Regions from separate parts of the Homo sapiens genome. Here region 1 is linked to region 2. A link is a contact called in ENCODE Hi-C data. All regions are on one chromosome and are shown on one strand. The core of a region is the stretch at or near the end of the contact, and the rest is flanking DNA. Distances in the headings are between cores, read along the strand shown. Region 1 has its middle 7.4 kb from the start of TLE2. Region 2 holds the start of TCF3 (transcription factor 3).

The links. Hi-C counts contacts between places; a loop is a spot of excess contacts on that map. Pooled maps may share reads with other maps.
Region 1: a pooled map shows a loop between it and region 2 (7-fold over the local background). The contact joins the enhancer-like site here to the promoter of TCF3 in region 2. A Hi-C loop is called at or near these places in 2 of 50 pooled maps.

The regions. Positions count from the first base shown.
Region 1 is chr19:3,034,733-3,038,662 of GRCh38, forward strand. It overlaps a transcript of TLE2 not described here. Among named protein-coding and RNA genes, the nearest start is that of TLE2, 7.4 kb to the left of the region's middle. RefSeq lists an enhancer at 539-738 and silencers at 879-1,048, 1,709-1,768. Within about 2 kb of position 1,564, at least 38 of the 41 ENCODE cell types and tissues checked have a DNase peak (open chromatin) inside an H3K27ac peak, as active enhancers do.
Region 2 is chr19:1,650,782-1,654,721 of GRCh38, forward strand. TCF3 (transcription factor 3) reads right to left here and starts at 1,834. Exons shown (of 19, transcript NM_003200.5): 1 at 1,519-1,834. RefSeq lists silencers at 753-872, 853-1,075, 883-1,112, 1,203-1,282, 1,813-1,942 and 1 more and enhancers at 2,293-2,342, 2,463-2,572.

The DNA of each region.
Region 1 (3,930 bases), core at 314-2,813, 1.4 Mb after region 2:
TTGGTGGATAAATGGATGTTTAGTCTACGAACACCTCCACATGCTGCAAGAGGCTGGATTCCTAGAGAAGATCCAGCCCTAGGCCTTCCAGGGAGGGGCTCCCAGAGCATCTGGTGGGGACAGAGGTACAGGGACACGTACCCTCCCAGGGTCACATAGGGTCAGTGTCAGCACAGGAGCGAGCTAAGGATGAAGGCAGAGCCGGGCGAGGAACAGGGGCATTGCCCGGTGAGTGAGCTGAGGCTCCCTAGAGCAGGGGATCTTTACCCAGCAGTCTTCAGATCCCTCTAACAGGCACACTGCACCGGGGAGGGTAAATACAGATTTGTGGATTGCCCGAGAAGCCACAAGACCACACACGCACACAGGAACACACCCCATCCCTTAGTGTGTGATCCGCCAGGAAGGAGGAGTTTTTGCTCTGGGCAGCAACATCCCCAACTTTGGGAGCAGCGGGTGGAATTTGGGGAGACTCTGCTGCCAGCAACTGTGTGCATACTGGGGAACCCTTGGCCGCCTGTGACTCCATAACTCCCCAAAATACCACATCCGGCCAGAGCAGGAAGCAGGGAAGCAACCTGCCAGGCGTGTTCCAACGTGGGTAGAGTCCCCAGCGACTTCATTTGCCACGCGGGACTTCACGGACCCCCTCTTTGCGCCTCAGTTTCCCCAGCTGCACCATCAGGGAAGAAGCTGCCAGAGGGGAAAAGGAGCTCAGCCGCCGATCTCCCCCTTCCCATTACAGAGAGGCTCAGCCCCTGGTTCCTGGCTAGGGTTTTACGTTGTGGATGTGGGTTTACGGAAAAAAAAAAAAGGGAAAAAGCTGAGAAGCTGCGCTGGGACCCCGGATTGCTCAGACCACCTTAAATCAGCCTGGCCGCCCCAGCTACTGTGGAAATTCCTTTCTCCGCGGTGGTTGGCTGGGGGCGCCAGCCAATCCGCTCGCGACGCTCCCACATGGGTCAGTGACGTCACATAGGAAACTGGCCAATGGGGATTAGGAGACCAGCAACCAATGGCAGGAGGCACTGGGATCAGTAGGGCCAATCGGAAGGCAGCTCGGCGCTCCCGGCGGGGTTTGGCGAGTGTGGCCCCCCTCCCTAGGAGAATCTGAGACCCTAGTGGACGCCCGAGCTCGACCGGATTGGAGGAGGGGGGGCTAAGGCTCCATTATTATCCAGAAACAGGGGAAAGCGAGTCACCCCCAAGCCTGGCCTATCTCCCCTTCAAAACAAGGGACCCTCGTGCAATATGCTACCAGCTAGCTGGCGGAGCAGAGGTTGCATCTTTCTCCCTATTTCACAGATAGGTAAACTGAAGCAAAGAGTAGTTAAGTCACGCTGGACGCCCGGCGAAGAGCTGAAGCTCTTACCCGAGCCTGGGGGCTCCAGGAACGGTCTCAGTTTTACCCCCAGGTGGGGGGGATGGGCCTATAGGTAGTCAGGGGTGGAGGGGGGTGGTGCTGGGCCTTGTGCCTCAGTTTCCCCGAGCGTGGAAGCTGGAGGAGAGCACGGGTTTTCAGAAAAAGACTACGATTCCCAGAAGCTCCCGCGCGGCTCCCGCCCAGGCTGTCAATCAAAGTAACGTGGGTACCTCTCCGGCCCGCGCTCTCCCGCCCGTCGCCTCCCTCCCGCCAGCTCCCGCTCCCTCCCTGCCGGCTCCCGGCCCGGCGCGGTATAATTACAGCCCATTGATCCGACCCGGGCCGGGAAAGCGGCTCCCTCGGGGAGGCCAAGCCTTTGGCTTCCGACACCGCCAACCTCTGCCTACCGCCCCCTCCAGCCGAACTGCCGGGCCACCAGCCAGGCCTGTCCCCTCCCGCTGGCCCCGGGCTCGCGGGTGACCTCTGAGCCTCAGCTCCCCGCCACGCTTGGCGGTGTGCCCCCCGGAAAAATCACACACACATTTCCTTCCACCCAGGAACATGAGGAGCCATCTCCCTAGAACCTCCAGGGCCTCTCTTTGAGCCTCAGTTTACCCAGATGCACAGTGAGATTGCTGGACAAAACTTTCATGAAACCCATACTCCGTGCTGTTCTGCCTGGGAGCAGCCAGGGCTGACCTTGGTGGAAACTCAAGGAGGGGCTCCCAAGTTTGGGAGGAGGGGGAGACAGCCCAGCTCTCTCAGAACCCCTGTGGTCGGGGTTGGGGTTAGGGAGGATCAGAGCTGGGGGTGGGAGTGGGGGCAGGCTCAGCCAGGATTTAGCGCCCCCATTGGGAAGTTGGGATAGCTTTCTAGATGTTGGGTGGTAGTATTTAATAGATGTTGGGGCAGGGCGTGGTGGCTCACGCCCGTAATCCCAGCACTTCAGGAGGCCGAGGCAGGCGGATCACCTGAGGCCAGGAGTTCGAGACCAGCCTGGCCAACATAGTGAAACCCGGTCTTTACTAAAAATACAAAAATTAGCCGGACATGGTGGCACGCTCCTGTAGTCCCAGCTACTCAGGAGACTGAGGCAGGAGAATTGCTTGAACCTGGGATGCAGAGGTTGCAGTGAGCCGAGTTCGCGCCACTGCACTCTAGCCTGGACAACAGAGTGAGACTCTGTCTCAAAAACAAAAACAAAAACAAAACAAAACAAAAAGATGTTGGGTTTCGGTATTTAAGCTAGGGTTTTGCAGAATGCATAGGAGTTGCCTCATTTGAGCAGTGCCTTTAGATTACCCTAACCCTAAGTGGACAGAAGAAAGATGGGGCAGCCTTAAGCCCTTTCCTGTGACAGAGTGAGCCTTGGGCTCTGACCCCTAGCTTTGCTGTGTGGATCTGGGAACATCCCCCAGCTGTGAAGTGTCGGGGAGGTAGATACCCCCTAGGGTTAGAAGGCCCCTGTGCCTACTTTCGCATGGGTCCTGAAGTCACAGTGGGTTCTGACCAGCAGGAGTCAGGGCCTGGGAGCCCGTGGTAGGAGGCACTAGGATTGGCTGAGGGGCTCAGGAACTCCAGCCTCTCCCTGAGTAAGAACTGGGCGGCTGGGGGAGAAGTCCCAGAGTGACAACGGCTCAGTGCCAGGCACGTTTACTCTGCTTGGGTTTCCTTGTCTGGAACACAAGATTAATAATAGAATCTTCAAATAAGGCCTATAAAGTACTTACAATAATGCATAGTAGGCCGGGTGCAGTGGCTCACACCTGTGATCCCAGCACTTAGTTGGGCCAAGATGGGTGGATCACCTGAGGTCAGGAGTTCGACACCAGCCTGGTCAACGTGGGGAAACCCCATCTATACTAAAAATAGAAAAATTAGTCGAGCAAGGTGGCACACGCCTGTAATCCCAGCTACTCAGGAGGCTGAGGCAGGAGAATCCTTGGAACCCAGAAGGCGGAGGTTGCAGTGAGCTGAGATCACACCACTGCACTCCAGCCTGGGGGACAGAGCGAGACTCTGTCTCAAAAAAATAATAATAACAATAACAATAATAATAATGCATAGTAAATGCTCCATAAAGGGTAGCTATTTGTACTCCCAACATTTATTTTGTCCTTATTATTATTTGAGACAAGGTCTCACTCTGTCACCCAGTCTGGAGTGCAGTGCCACCGTCATAGCTCACTGCAGCCTTGACCTCGCTGGGCTCAAGCCGTCTTCCTGCCTCAGCCTCCGGAGTAGCTGGAATCACAGGTGTGTACCACCACACTCAGCTAATTTAAAAAAAATTTTTTTGTAGAGACAGGGTCTCACTATGTTGCCCAGACTGGTCTTCAACTCCTGGGCTCAAGCAGTCCTCTTCCCTCAGCTTCACAGAGTGCTGGGATTACAGGTGTGAAACACTGTGTCCAGCCCCCACTATGTCCTAAAGGGTCCTTCTCTCCCACTCTCCCCTCACGCTCCACATCTATGCTATGCATTCTCCATTGCACCCACATCCTTGATGATCCATTGAAATGTGAATCAGGGCTGGGCGTGGTGGCTCACGCCTGTAATCCCAGCAC
Region 2 (3,940 bases), core at 584-3,083:
GGTCGCCCCCAAATTCAACATGAAGGAAATCCACAAGTCAGAAAACCACGAAACTCTTTTACAAGCTTCAAGACTTAAAGTGCCGGGGGTGGGGGGGACGCGCATCCTATGCAGGGACCAGCAAAGCTTTCCTCCACCCTCAATCTCCCTCCCCCCAAGAAAACCCCAACAGTATTCAGGAAAGAAAAAAAAAACAGCCCTAGATTGCTTTACTGTCGCGATGTATCCGGGAATTATTTTTAAGCAAAACTTTGACAACATCCCTTGCCTGCCCTCCATGAGCGGGGAGAGCGTCTCAAGACCAGGGTGCTCCCGCGTGGTCCCAGGGGGCTCCATTCTAAGATGGGGGATGGGGGATCCACCTGCCAAGACCCATTCCACCCCCAGAAAAAGGTACAGAGAAAAATTTCCATTCCAAAGAAATGCACTCCAGGCCCCTCCAGTCTCGACTTTCCCCAGGGGTCCCCAGGTGGGGACGGGGGCAGCCCGGGAGACACCTCCGAGGCTGGGGGTGGGGAGGAGCCTCCGAGGTCGAGGGAGACCCAACTTCAGAAGCAGAGAAATCCCCTCTTTGTCTGCCAACTGGAGGCCGGGTGTGAAGCGGGCGCCCCAGCGCAGCCCCTCCCCCGCTCAGTTTTTTTCTTTTTTGGAGGGCGTGTGAAACTGACTTTTTTTGAGGACTACGAAACCGCACTTTTTTGTGGGGTAGCTGAAACCGATTTTAAGACAGACTTAGTTGGGGGGGTGGCGAGCTAAAACGGGCATTCTACGGGAGCTGGAAGACTTCTGGGGCGTCCCAAGGACTTTGAGAGACTTGGAGAATGTTTGAAGCCACTTTGCACGGCGCCGAAGGCGGGGGGCGCGCTGGAACGCCTTTTTCCCGGGGGGAGGCGGCCCGGGAAGCCGGACCCCCCTCCCCCCGCAGCCGGTGCAGGCGGTGCGGCCCGGGAGCCTTTGAAGCTCGCAGCGCGGCCGCCGCCTCGCCCCGCATTAACGCGGAGCAGATGTTACCCGCGCGCCCCCCCCCGGCCCGCCCGGCCCCGACCAGCGCCTGCAGCGCGCGGCACCTTCCCCGCGCAGACAAAAGGACGTCCCTCCCGCGCGCTCCCCACCCCAAACTCCGGCGCCCGGGCCGGGCCCCCCTCTACCCGAGAAAGGGGGCGCCCCGGGGTCCCCGTGCGCCCGGGCTGGGGGGGACGGTCCTCGCGCCTAAGTTGCACAGCCCGTCCGGCGCCCCCCGCGCCCCCGCCCGGGGCTGCTTAAAGTTTCCCGAAGTGCCCGGCCCGACGGGGGCGACGCGGGCCTGGCGAGCTCCGGGCTCCTCCACGTCGCCGCCCCCCCGGCGCCGCGCGAAGTTGGAGAACAATGACTCCCGGGCCGCGGGGCGCCCCCCGACACCGCCCCCGCCCCAACTTCCTCCGCGCCCCCCCCCAACAAGCGCGCGCGGGGCGGGCCGGGGTTCCCTGGGCACAAAGCACGGGGGTACCGGGCGCGCCCCCCGCCCCCCGCCGGGCTCACCTGCTGGGCGCGGCCGGGCACGCGGCGCGTGGGGGGGGGCGGCGGCATGAAGCGGGGGGGCCCCCCCCCGGACAAAGGTGCGTCGCGGCCGGGCCCCCGAGGGTCGCGCGTGGGCGGCGGCGGCGGCGCGCGTGGCCCGGGCCCCTCCCACCCCCGCGTGGCCCGTCCCGCGGGGCCCGTGCGCGCGGCCGGCCGGGGCGCCCCTGGGGCAGCGGCGTGCGCGGTGCCCGCGGTGCCCGCCGCCGCGTCGGCTCCGGCCCGCTACGCCCGCAGCCGCCGCCGCTGCCTCATCTTCCTGCGGCGGGAGACATGTTCCGCCCCCCGCCCGCGCCGCCCCGCCCCGCCCCGTGCAGGCCCCGCCCCTGCCCCGCCCCCGAGTGCCCCGCCCGGCGGCCCACGCGGATCCCTCCGCCACCTCCGGGCGGCTCGGGCCCGAACGCCCTAGCTCGGCCTCTCGAGCACCCTCGTGAGGACCCCGAATCCCGTGAGGTCCAGAGCCTGGGAGCGGGGACGCGCAGAGGAGGCGGTCGGGCCACGGCGCGGGGAGAAATCACGGACTATCCCCGTCCGCGGAAGCACACACGAGCTGTGCGCTTAGTCCATGACGCAAGCGAGTAAGGCCCGTGAGATTGAAAGCTAAGGCAGAGCAGTCTGGTCAATCGGAAGCCGCGAAAGTCTGATGGGCGGGGATCCTAGCCATTCGTGGTGAGGCCCCGCCTCCTTTCTTCTCGGCCCCGCCCCTCAGCAGAGGCGGGACTCTGCGAGCGAGAGGCCGCGAGAGGCGGCCGGGGTGGGTCCTGGAGTTTTGTTCTCAGGTTGGCGTGGCCGCCCGCGCGGAGCCTTCTGCTTGGTTATATTTGCGTTCCTCGGGCCGGCCCCGCGTGCTGAGTGGTGCGAGCGGGTATCACGGCCCCGAGGGGGCTACGTCAGACCCATTTTCCCGGCGGGAAAACCGACTCTGGCTCCGGCTCTGGGTCAGAGAGCCCCGCGGGGAGTCTCAGCGGTGCCTTTGCCGACTTGAGTCTCCGTCTCGGCATCTGTGAATTTGGACCTGACTTTGGACAGAACTCAGGCCAGATCTGGCTTCCTGATTCTTAGTAGTCCGTGTCTACATTTTAGTAAAAAGTGACCCCGCCTAGGATCGGGCGCCGTGGCTCCTGCCTGTGATCCCAGCGCTTTGAAGGAGGCCGAGGCGGGAAGATCGCTTGAGGCCAGGAGTTCGAGAACAGCCTGAACAACATAGTGAAACCCCCCCCACCCACACCCGTCTCTAAAAATATTTAAAATAATTTAAAATAATAATTTAAAAAGTTGACCGGACGCGGTGGCCCACGCTTGTATTCCCAGCACTTTGGGAGGCCAAGGCGGGCAGATCACCTGAAGTCAGGAGTTCGAGACCTCTCTGGCCAACACGGTGAAACCCCATCTCTACTAAAAATACAAAAATTAGCCGGGCATGGTGGCGGGCACCTGTAGTCCTAGCTACTCGGGAGGCTGAGGCAGCAGAATCGCTTTCACCCGAAAGGCGGAGGTTGCAATGAGCCGAGAGCACGCCATTGTACTCCAGCCTGGGCAACAAGGACGAAACTCCGTCTCAAAATAAATAAATAAATAAGTAAAATAAAATAAAAATACAAAAATTAGCTGGGCGTGGTGGCATACACCTATAATCTCAGCTACTCGGGAAGCTGAGGCAGGAGAATCGCTTAAACCCAGGAGGCAGAGGTTGCAGTGAGCAGAGATCGCAGCACTGCACTCCAGGCTGGGCGACAGAACGAGGCTCCGTCTCAAAAAAAAAAGTAAAATAACTAAACAAATAAATGAAAATAACACAATCTCCCAGGGCTCCCTGGGGCCCCAAAGGGAAATTTACACTCCACTCCCAGCCTGGGAAGATGCCACCATCTCGCTGGCCCGCTTGGCTCCAGCCATCCTGCCCTCTGGATGGTCCAGAACTTGCTAAGCTCATCCCCACCCCGGGCCTCTACGTTTGCTTTGTCCTCTACCTGGGAGGCTTTTCCCACCCCTATCTGGAGCCCCTGAGTCATCACAGTTCAATGCTGCACCTATGCCAGGCCGGCGGGGAGGCGGGGCCACAGGGGCCCCCCACCAAAGCCACAAGCCCCTCCTGCTATACACCCAAACTGGGCTGTCCACAGTCCGACCCTCCGTGCCCAGAGAGTTCCACGTGCCGCAGGTCTGGGGAGAGGGCTGTGGGTCCCAGGGTCTGTGCTGCAAATCCCTCATCCCTCTCCACCTCACTGTGACCTCAGGCAAGTTCGTGCTACTCTCCGGGCCTCGGTTTCTCCATCTGGACAGTGGAAGGGGGGAGTCTGGCACACAGTAGGTGCTCACAGCTGATGCCTGCCTTCCTCAGCCGCCCCCCACCCCCGCAGAGGCCTCTCCGGAGCCAGGGTCTCCA